Regions from separate parts of the Homo sapiens genome. Here region 2 is linked to region 1. A link is a loop called in an ENCODE intact Hi-C map of the cell type or tissue named here. Cell type or tissue: dorsolateral prefrontal cortex. All regions are shown on one strand. Links, peaks and the distances in the headings refer to the core of each region. The heading gives the core; the rest is flanking DNA.

Region 1 (5,369 bases), core at 273-5,272:
TAGTAGAGCTCAACGTCTTAGATTCCTTAAAAAAAAAAAAAAGGTTGATTTTGTGTGTCTTAATAATTTCCTTTATAAATGGAGCCTCTTATAGTACAAGGCAGTACAGATGAGCCCAGACAGTTGGGCAGAATGTTGGGTAGGGCTGATGTCAGTTAGAAAAGCCTGAGAGAAGAAAGAGTAGGGCACAGAACCAGTGAAAAGGATCCCTGGGTTCTAGTGCTGCCACTTGATGGCTTTTGACTTCGGTTCAGCCACTTCACTTCTCTGAGCTGTGATTTTCTCATCTGTGGACTGGGAATAATAGTGCCTACTTAACAGAGCAGGAGGAATAAACAGGATAGTGCGAGTCCAAGCACCCAGTTCTTTCCCGTTTTCATTCACCCAACAAGTACTTTTTGAATGCCACTGTGCGTTAGGCTTCGCCGTTAATTCATATAACCACCCTGAGAAGTGAGTGCTGTTATTATTCCCTTTTTATAGATGAAGAATATAGGGTTCTGTGAGGTAAAGTGCCCAAGGTCATTTAGCTCATGGGCAGTAGTTCTGGCGTTTGAACTCCCAACTTTAGGATTGGCAAACTATAGCCTGGTGACTAAATCTGGCCCACTGCCTACATTTGTAAATAAAGTTTTATTGGGACACAGCCACATCCGTTTGTGTAGGTAATGTCTGTGGCTACCTTCACACCACAGCAGCAGAATTTATAGACCACAGGGTCTACAAAGCCTAAAATATTTATTGCCTGGCCCTTTACAGAAAAAAAAATGTGCTGACCTCTTCTCCACATGAATACTCTGCACTCCGGACCTGGGCTGTTCAGTATGTTAGCTGTAGCCTCATGTGGCAATTTAAATTAAATCTAAATGAAACGAAGACTTCAGTTCTTTGGTTGCACTAGCCACGTGTCACATGCTTAATAGCTGCATGCGGTGGTCACCTCTCACGTTGGACAGCACAGACCCAGAACGTTGCTGTCATTGCAGAGTGTTCCATCAGGTAGGAGCACACGAGACTGTGTCCCAGTGTGGGGAGAATCCAAATCTGGGAGAACCAAAAGTGCAGAGGAGGTATTCTGCTGAAAGAAAAGACACTGGACCTTCCTGCTCCCAAAACACAGAATTGAAAATTAGTTTGTTGACTCTGAAGTGATGGAGAAATGTCTGCTGTGGCAGAGGGAACCTGGGCCTGGAGTGAAGAGGCTGTCCCTAAATCCTATGACCATTGGCAGGCCCCCACCATGCCCCTCTGCAGCCTGTAACCTCAGCTCCTGGTTCACTGGGGCCGTTGGCCTCATCAACTCTGCCATGTCCAGTGCCCCATGTGTGTTTGCATGCTGGGTCCTGCAGAAATCCCATTTTTATGTATTCATACCTGTTCTGTTCTGGGCCATTTGGGCCTGATGGGTTATACCATTGTTCCTACCATGCTGGAATGGGAAATACATGGTCTGATGAAATGACCATGTTTTCCATGGGCATCAGATAAAGAACTACTTCATTCATTCAAAATGATGGCTACTGTGTGGCATGAGGAAGGAAGGTGAGTTCCAGGTACCTCAGCTAGCTAGTATCACGTGACTTACTCCTTAAAATGCTGTCCACTGCCAACACTGATGCCGTGTGTTGAGTAGCTTGGAATTGGGCTGAACTGTAGCTCTTGTCTTGCTTGGTCCATAAATGCTCTGAATAGGAATCTCTTTGGAAGCTAACTAGGGGCAGAGTCATTCTGAGGGGTGAAGGCAAATATGGAGGGCGTAGATCTCCAGTTCATCAGACCCAGGCATAAATGCATCAGTGCTGGACCCATCTCCCCCACATTTGTGCATGCTGATAGACTCTGAGTGTGGAGAAGAGCTGTGTGGCTGGTTGTAGTCCACGCTGTCTACATTGGAGTCTCTGAAATGCATTGTACAGTCAGGAGTCCAGTCCATTGCTCCTGTTAGGAATGGCTGGCTTTTCCATGTTTGGTTTACATGGTTACAGTCTGCACAAATCTTCACACCTTAAACAATGCCCACTCCCTCTGTAATCAGGATGGAAACCTTTATAAAATGCAAGAATGACATACCAGGAGGACTTTTCAGGACCTTGGGCAAGAGTGAAAAAAGAAGAAAACCAGATAAGTAAGCCTGATGAACTTAGCTCTAGAATAGTTGCATGAAGGAAGTGCCTGGTAAGGAGGAAGTTGTGTTTAAGAGGTCGTACGTGGAAAATTTTTTCCCCACATGCTTTAAAAGGGAAAAGAATAGCCTTGAAAGGCCAGCCTTGATTACGTGTCCCCCTCCCATCCCACTGCCACCTTTGACACTGTGCTTGCCTCTAGCCAGCCACTCCTGGAATGGTGTCCTGTGTCTTCCTTCTTCAGCCAGTGGAGGGGTGAGATCATTCGAGATTAGGCTCTGCCCTAAGTTTCTCACTGCTGTCCCAGCCCTCAGGGAGACTAATTGCATGTGCCCAAAAGAACCCGGGCACAAATACCTTTATAATGGAAATTATCTGTTTTTAGAGTGCTGGCGTTTTCTGAGCACCTACTGTGTGCCAAGCACTCTGCATATGTTCTCTCATCGTCTGCTCATTGCACAGCCAGCTGGGGGTGACTAGCCCCGCTGGGCAGGAGCTGAGCTTCAGCCATGTCCCTGAGAGAGTGTGGCTTGTGATGGGCTAGAGCCTGGCTTGAAAATCCAGGTCCCTCTGCTCCAAAGCCAGTTTCTCCTCACCACCTAGTTTTGTCCCCAATTGTGCACATGTTGCTGTTTCAAAGAGAAATCTCTTGCTCCTCTGCATGGGTTCCCTGATGACATTTTTATCACTGCCTGTGGGCAGAGAAGTAGGTTGCTCACTGTGGGGTGACATTTAAGAAAACCAACTCCATCAAGCTTTCCCTTTGAATGTGTTGTTATGGTACAAGAAGTCTTCGTTTGTCCTGGGCTATTTTGAAATAAAAGGCAGGAAACTCCCCTCTTGTTTCTATATCTTGCATAGAAGTCATCAAAACAGAATCCTCTGTTCTGTGCGGTAGTCGTGATTGAGGAAGCAGCTGTTCTCTTCATGATGACCCAACCAAAGCCAGCAGTCTGGAGGCGTCAGGGATCCAGAATTGTCTCTTCCATCTGCTGGGTTTACTTGCGTGTGTTAGAAGTATTTGGCATGGAAACTCTTTCCCTACCCCACCTCGTGGGCGAGGCCAGAAGGGAGCTCTCCTGGTGGGGGCAGGGCAGACCCCAGGCTCTGCTGTACTTCAGATAATGCCACGGTTTCCTCCATAGAATGGGTGCCACAGCCTCCCATGGGGCCAGGCTGAGTGAACGAACCAGATCAACTGTCTCTCCAAGTCCATGGGTGGGAAGGCAGGCCTCTCCTGTCTGTGATTGGGAGTTGTATGGGTCTGCTTTGTTGTGCATGGAATTTCACACAGTCTGAGCTGTCTAGGCATTTTCAGGCCTCCAGCTAACTCACCGAGTGAGCCAGGGAGTGGTGCCGATGAGAATGTGTGACTGGATCGCGAAGCCAAGCGAGTCCATGGAGATCTTCAAACCAAGATGAAACTTAGTCGTTTGAGTGTTTTCAGGGGTCTGAATCGTCAGCATCATTTAGACTGGAGTTTGCACTCTGGTGGTCTGGGTCTGGGGGCCAGATGTGGTCCTCAGACATGATTTGTTTGTCTCATATGATGCTTTACAAGTTTTTAAATTTCTTGGGAACATAAAAAGGAGATTGTGCAAAGAAGTCCTGACTTTCAGTTTCTCTTAACAAGTCAGGAGGTAAATTTTAATAGTAGCCTGGATCTTCTTTCCCAAACAGCCCACCACAGTTAGCTGTAGCCAGAGCCGTCCACGGTGGGCCAGGCATGTTCTCTGCACATCATCTCGGTTCCTATGCAGCATGCTTCTCTCATTTGTGTTTCCTGCTTGGCCCTGGAAGGCATTTGAGTTTGAGATCCCTGGAGTGGATAAGACATTGGGAAGGCAGATTCAGATTTTCTGGCTCTCCAGGTTATTGGCACAGGGAGAACGATGGTGAATGGCAGTGACTAGTAGAAATGCCCAGGATGTTTGCAGTGCTCAAGGTCATTGCCATCATAATCCTGCTACCTCGTGTTCCACCTGCTAGTAAACTTGCAAAGATAAGCCAGTACTCCGGGCACTAATAAAAACTCTGAAAGTACAAATATGTCCCTTAAATCTTGGAAGCTAGTCTCAGGCCAGGGGCCCTTCTACCCTGTGAATGGCCCTGTGATACTGGGTGACCTGGGGATTCATTTTGTACCCCCGCACCCCCCCCCCCCCCACAATCACTCAGGTGCTTCACCTAGTGTAATCTTCTTATCTACAAGTGCCTTCCTGAGGCTGAGGCAGGCAGATCGCTTGAGCCCAGGAGTTTGAGACCAGCCTAGTCAACGTAGAGAAAACCCATCTCTACTAAAAATACAAAAATTAGCCGGGTGTTATGGCATGCACCTGTGGTCCCAGCAACTGGGAGGCTGAGACGGGAGGATCGCTTGAGCCTGGGAGGCGGACGTTGCAGTGAGCCAAGATCGTGCCACTGCACTCCAGCCTGGGTGACAGAGTGAGACCCTGTCTCCAAATATAAATAAGTAACTAAATAAATAAAAAGTGCCTTCTGGATTTTAATAGATATTGCAAGGGAATTTTTACAAATAAAGATGTAATTTTTAAATTCTCATGACAGGCAGCCTAGCTGCTGTGTACCAAGTAGATAACTTCTGGTGTTAGACGGAAATTTCTTAGGGTAGATGAAACATGTATCTCAGCTCTTTCTTTTGACAGAGACTCAATACAGCAAGTAGAAGTAAAGCAAAGATTTGCCAGATGGTAATTAGTATTTTTCAAAGAATTGAGGTGTTCTCTTCGTATTTCTTCAAATATCTAATAGCAATCCCTCCTATCATTTATCTTTTTCACTCAACCCTGTTTTTATCTCTTCGTATGGCAGCTGTTCTGTGACTTTTTGTTTCCTTCTGATTCTCACACGTATTTCACCGCATAGTCAACCTTTGGGATTCTTAGTGTCATTCCAAATGGTTTGCTGAATTTGAGAAATGTAGCTTGTCAATCCATTGCCTGAAAGCCCTTCCCATGCCTTTCCTTTGCAGCAGAAACATGGCATCCTCATCTGCCTCTTTCTCACCTACTGGTCAGGGCATTGTGCACCTGGGTGGTTGGTTCAGCCTCTGATTCTGCTAGGCCAAGGCTCTGACGATGCCACTGTTCTCCTTCAGTGCATTCTAGGGACTGTTGGAGCTCCTGAAGGCCAAGGATCATCTTGACCTAGATTTAGATTTCCAGGGCCTGGCCAGAGGACATGCTGGGGGTGGGTAGTAGGCCACCCATCCAATTCTGACCTCAT
Region 2 (5,369 bases), core at 302-5,301, 170 kb after region 1:
CATTTTTTATTTTAGTCATTCTTTTTTTTTTTCTTTTTTTTTTTAGATGGTATCTTTCTTGTTTTGTCGCCCAGGCTGAGGTGCAGTGGCATGATCTCGGCTCACTACAACCTCTGCCTCCCCAGTTCAAGTGATCTTCCCACCTCAACCTCCCAAGTAGCTGGAATTACAGGCGAGCACCATCATGCCTAGGTAATTTTTATATTTTTAATAGAGACAGGGTTTTGCCATGTTGGCCAGGCTGTTCTCGAGCTCCTGGCCTCAAGTGATCCACCCACCTTAGCCTTCCAAAATGCTGGGATTACAGCTGTGAGCCACCACGCCTGGCCTATTTTAGCCATTCTGATAGGTGTGTAGTGATGTCTCATTGTGGCTTTAAATTGCGTTACCCTAGTGACTCATGACATCTTTTTATGTGCTTATTTGCTATTTGGATATCATCTTTGGTGAAATGTCTGTTCATTCTTTTCAGTCTATTTTTTCTCTGTTCTGATTGGGTCATCTCTATTTTCCTGCCTTCAAGTTCACAGACTCTTTCCTCTGTCCCCTTGATTCTGCTGTCAAACCCATCCATGGAGTTTTCTATTTTGGCTACTGTATTTTTCAGTTCTAAAATTTTCATTTGGCTCTTCATTGTATCTTCTATTTATTTGTTTGTTTGTTTGTTTGTTTGAGACAGGGTCTCACCCTGTTGCCCAGACTGGAGTGCAGTGGCGTGATCTCAGCTCACTACAACCTTGACCTTTCAGGCTCAGGTGATCCTCCCACCTCAGCCTCCTAAGTAGCTGAGACTACAGGTGTGTGCCACCATGCTCAGCTAATTTTTTAATTTTTGTAGAGACAAGGTCTCCCTGTGTTGCCCAGGTCTGGTCTCAAACTCCTGGGCTCAAGTGATCCACCGACCTCAGCCTCCCAAAGTGCTGGGATCACAGGCATGAGCCACCGTACCTGGCCCTGTATCTTCTATTTCTTTGCTGAGACTTTCTACTTTGTCATTTGTTTTGAGCATATTTGCAATTGCTGGTTGAAGCATTTTTCCAGTAGCTGTTTTAGTCTTTGCCCTGACATCTGTGTCATCTCAGTGCTGGTGTCTGTTGGTCTTCTCTTCTTATTCATGTTGGGGTTTCCTTGGTTCTTAGCATGACAGGTGGTTTTGTACCACAAGCTGGACATTTTGGGTGTGTGGTGTGAGACTCTGAGTCTTATTTAAACCTTCCCTTTCAGTGGCCTTCTCTGGACACAACTCAGGCAGGGGAAGAGGGTAGTGCTGCCTTATTCTGCTTGGGTGGGGTGGACGTCCAGGTTCCCCACTTGGCCTCTGCTGACACTGAGGTGGGGGAGGTGCTCTCATTACTGCTCTTCAAGGAGGAAGTTTTCCCCTGGTTGGGAGGTGCAGGAATCCCTCATTACTGTGTCCCATGCGGGCTCCATTGTCACTGTTGTGGGGGGGGCGGATAGCCTTGTAACCTCTGAGTGGCGATGAAGTCCTGACTCTTCAGTATGATGCTGCCCGTCCAGTGGGAGGGGAAGGGATGTCTTGTCACCACTGACTAGGGGAAGCACAGGCTTACCATGTGGTCTCCACTGATGCTCCAGCTGGGGGACCTCATTCCCACCCTGCTCCTGGCTCCCTCCTTGGCCTTCTCTGACACCCCCAGTGGTAGGGGCTCATTTCAGCCTGGTCAGTGTTTTGGTCCAGGATCCCTGCTGAGCCCTTGCTGGCACGAGTAGCTGAGGGGGCCACAGGGTTTTCTGTGGTGTTTGGCTGGAGTACCACAGTTATTGCCTAAATGTTTTCTGTCTCGCCAGGTGCCCCTGGCTTGGTCCTTCAGCCAGGGAGAGCAGGCTTCTGCAGAGGCTCTTGCTGGCTTCTTCAGCTCCACGTCTGAGATGTGCAAGGCACAAAGGAAACCCAGGGAATTCACCCCTCCACTGATCCCCAGGTCCTGAGGTCCCTGGTCAGTCTGCCTTCTCCTCTCTTCCTTTCAGCCTCTTCTGTTTGTTTCATAACTGACGTCCAGGGTTTTTCATTGCACTTGGCAGGAGGAATAGGGAAAGGCACTTCTGCTCCATCTTGCTGGAAGTGGAAGTCTCTAAAATGCTCTTCACGGTTTTGATTTTCTCCTCTTGCAGCCAGGGTGGGGCTTTGGGTGAAGAAGCATCATGTGTCTCTGACAGATGCTCCCCTCAAAGTGTTCGCTCTGCAGAAGACCCCGGAGAGCCCTAGAGGGGCTCCTCCGGCAGGAGCCAAACCCCAGGCCCCTCTGTAGTTGGGCCGGCCAGGCTCCAGCCCCTCGTCCCCGGCTAGTGCCCCCGCTCACCTGTGAGCCTGACGTCGGGAGCACGGCATGTTCTCTAGAGGCAGAATCACCACGGAGACCCACTCTGAGTCATGGCTAATTCTGCTGTACTGACAGGGAGGAGAACAAGAGGCCACGGCGCTCCCTGAGCAGGCCAACGAGGAGGGTATTTTTAGATTTCCTTCTCCCACAGCTTTAGCTAAGACTCAGCAATCTGGTCTTTTCCCTGCAGGCCAAATTGCAAACGCAGATGGGTCTGTTTCAAAGCTAACAAGTACATGCTATAAAATTGTACATAAAACACAATCTCAATTATGTTTAAGAAGTCCAAAAAAAATGGGAGTGGAGGAGACGGGAAGGAAATATGCCACATGTTAACTGATGTTGCCGGTGGATTATGAAAGGACTTTTTTTAGCTGCTTCTTTTTGATTGTTTATAATTTCCAAATTTTCCATGTGAATATATTACATTTATAAAATTAAAAACAAAATTTAAAACCAAGAAAGAGTCCTCTCTCCATATACAACAACGTAGTGACCATATGAAGCCATCACAGGCTGAGTGTCTCACCTGGACCTGAGGTTATTCCTCTAGACCATGAGCTGTGCCAAGGCAGGACTCCAGTGCCCTGGTACAGGCTACAAACCAGATCGCAGGGCCTGGAAAGTGGAAATGATGCCTCCTCCCAGCTCCTGAAAGCTGCTGTCTTGCCCAGCCCCAGGGTTTTCTGCTTTGGGTGGCACCTCAGGTGGCAACACCATTGCAGGGAGCACTTGGCAGCGCTGGCTGAAAATGTGCCTGATTCCACGGAACTTACTGCCCATGGGCTACTGAGCCAATGGCACACACCCCAGACAGGTGCCAAAGGCCTGCAAGGGAAGGCCTGTGCCACCAAAGGACCAAAGATGCAGGAAAACCCAGCACTTCCAAGAACTGATCTCCCCAGCCATGGCTTACTCCAGACTGGCCGAGGAAGTCCTCCAGGACTGAGAAAAGAGTCCACTCATTATCCTACGTGACATACGCAGCAAGACGGCTTCCAGCCTCGGGCAGCCGGATTTCCAAGTGTTGCAGCATCCCCAACAGGTACACTCTGGGCCTCACCAGCCTCACCTCTGTGGCCAGGGTGGTGACCTCCATTTCCACACAACTTGTGATGTGACTTCGCTGGAAGGGTGTGGACCTGGGGAAGCCAGCCAGGCCCCTGGTGGGGAACCTGGGACCCAAATCTATACCAGTGCAGGTCCGTAGGTGTAGCTGAGATCCAGCTGGTATACACCACAGGGGCAGGTGCTCTGGGAGCCCACCCATGTTCCACCAGCAGATGGTCAACGCCAAGAGAGCCAAAGGGCTCAAAAGAAAGGGCACTTCCAATATCCAGGCCAACTCAGCAAACATTCCTAACTTCAAACTCATCTTCAGATAGCACTGTTTTGCCAGAAGCCACCCCCATAGAGTGTCCTCTGCTGGTCCTCTCCCTCCTCGAGTCTCCTGTGTCCTTAACTAGCCTGGGGGTAGAAACCTTGCCCGCTGCACCTGCTACCTGGACATCATTGCCAACTTCTTTGCACATAGGTGGGGGCCGCGGCCTGGCCCTTGTGCATGGTAACCTCTGCAGAAACCACCGAGGGCCAGATGGGAGAATAGGGCCAGGCCTGGCCACTGGGGCTGTCCCGGGTGCAGGAAGCCAGCTGTGTCTTATAACTCCTTTTACTTCCAGTGTTAAGGCCCCACGATTCCAACAGAAAAGGTCGAGAGAAAAATGAATGCCTTGACATTTTTTCCAAATATCCTCCCAAAGAGTGCTTGGCAAGAGGGCCTGGTTTCGCTACGCATGGGAATGCATATGGCCGCAGGGGCCTGCTCGGATGGCTCCTAGTTTTGTTTGCTGAGACATCTGTGTCCTACTAAGCTTGACACTGGGACTGTAAAGAAAAACAAAACATGGAAATGGGGACTCCAAGCTCTACCAAAATAAAAGTGAGTCCTGAGCCCGTGCGTTCCACATTGGGGGTGCCATGGGGGGTTGGGTAGCATGGTGAGTGCCCCTGCCCACTGGCCCCCAACCCCCACAGGGCTGACCAGGATGCCCACTCAGGGCTTCTGCCTAGGTCTGCCCCTGGAAGCCTTCTGGCTTCTGAACCAGCGACACAAGGGCACACACTCTTGGGAGAGGCTGAGACGCTCCAACGCCAAGCGGGGACAGAGCAGCTCAGAGGGCCACGTCCAGACTCAGAGCCCCTTGCCGGTGGGACCTTGGGCAAGTGAGTGATGCTTCCTCCTCCTGTCGCCCTCATCTGGAAAGTGGGATTCTCGTAAGGGCTGTGCATAGCAACACGCGGCTCGTGGGGCCCACTGGGAGTGCCAACTAGGTGGTGGCTGGCTGGGGACAGGGAGGCTGAACAACTGCTAGAGGACGTCCACTCAGGGAGGCCACAGGCAGCCTTTCCAGCTGCTCCCAAGCCAGGGCTCAGCTTCCAGACTCATCACTATGACTCCCTCCCACCAGAAAGGCCACTAGGAAGTGGCCTTTCCCCTAGATCTGCTGGCCCAGCTGCAGCACAAGAAAACGGAGCCACGTGGCTGCTTCTCCCTCACAGCCTGGTACACCCTCCAAAGCACCAGGCAGATGGACAGGAAAGCCAGAGATGAAGCAGATACAAGAGGACAGGCTCCATGTGACCATGCGCAGTGTCACGGTGTCAGGACGCGCTGACATGAAGGAGCCGAGGCCGCCCCAGGCTGCAGGCAACGCACCCCACCCCTGCCATGCCCTAAGCTCACTAGATGTCCACGGGCTCATGTGTTCAGGCAACACGCTCCACCACTCAGCCCAAGACCCCCAGGTGGGATCCCTACCCTGGATCCCCCACGGTCCACGCCTGTGCAGCCATCCCTCCCCCAGTGTGCTCTGTACCCTGCTTGGCCAGCCTTGCCTGGCATCATGTGACTCCACCAATGGCCCTGCAGGGAGTGAGCCCACCAGCAGGGTAACCACAAAGTCATGGGAGGCTTCATCCCCAGCCTCACCCCAAGACCTGCACCCTCACCCTCCTCTAGGATGGAGA

What was found. Peaks named below come from ENCODE experiments on the same cell type or tissue, not always from the same donor. Only the 100,000 strongest peaks of a DNase experiment are listed, where the experiment ranks them.
Region 2: it touches region 1 in a loop (23-fold over the local background); 1 of 110 quality-filtered maps calls a loop at or near these places.

The regions. Positions count from the first base shown.
Region 1 is chr10:124,726,251-124,731,619 of GRCh38, reverse strand. The region is part of intron 1 of FAM53B (family with sequence similarity 53 member B); the gene reads left to right. Among named protein-coding and RNA genes, the nearest start is that of FAM53B, 15 kb to the left of the region's middle. RefSeq lists an enhancer at 2,977-3,116. In dorsolateral prefrontal cortex, for the core only: no CTCF peak of the experiment used is centred there; DNase peaks (open chromatin) are centred at 3,269 and 3,439; H3K4me3 peaks cover 1,030 bases; H3K27ac peaks cover 5,000 bases.
Region 2 is chr10:124,557,610-124,562,978 of GRCh38, reverse strand. The region is part of intron 6 of LHPP (phospholysine phosphohistidine inorganic pyrophosphate phosphatase); the gene reads right to left. Among named protein-coding and RNA genes, the nearest start is that of LHPP, 98 kb to the right of the region's middle. RefSeq lists an enhancer at 2,753-3,733. In dorsolateral prefrontal cortex, for the core only: no CTCF peak of the experiment used is centred there; DNase peaks (open chromatin) are centred at 2,448 and 4,880; H3K27ac peaks cover 5,000 bases.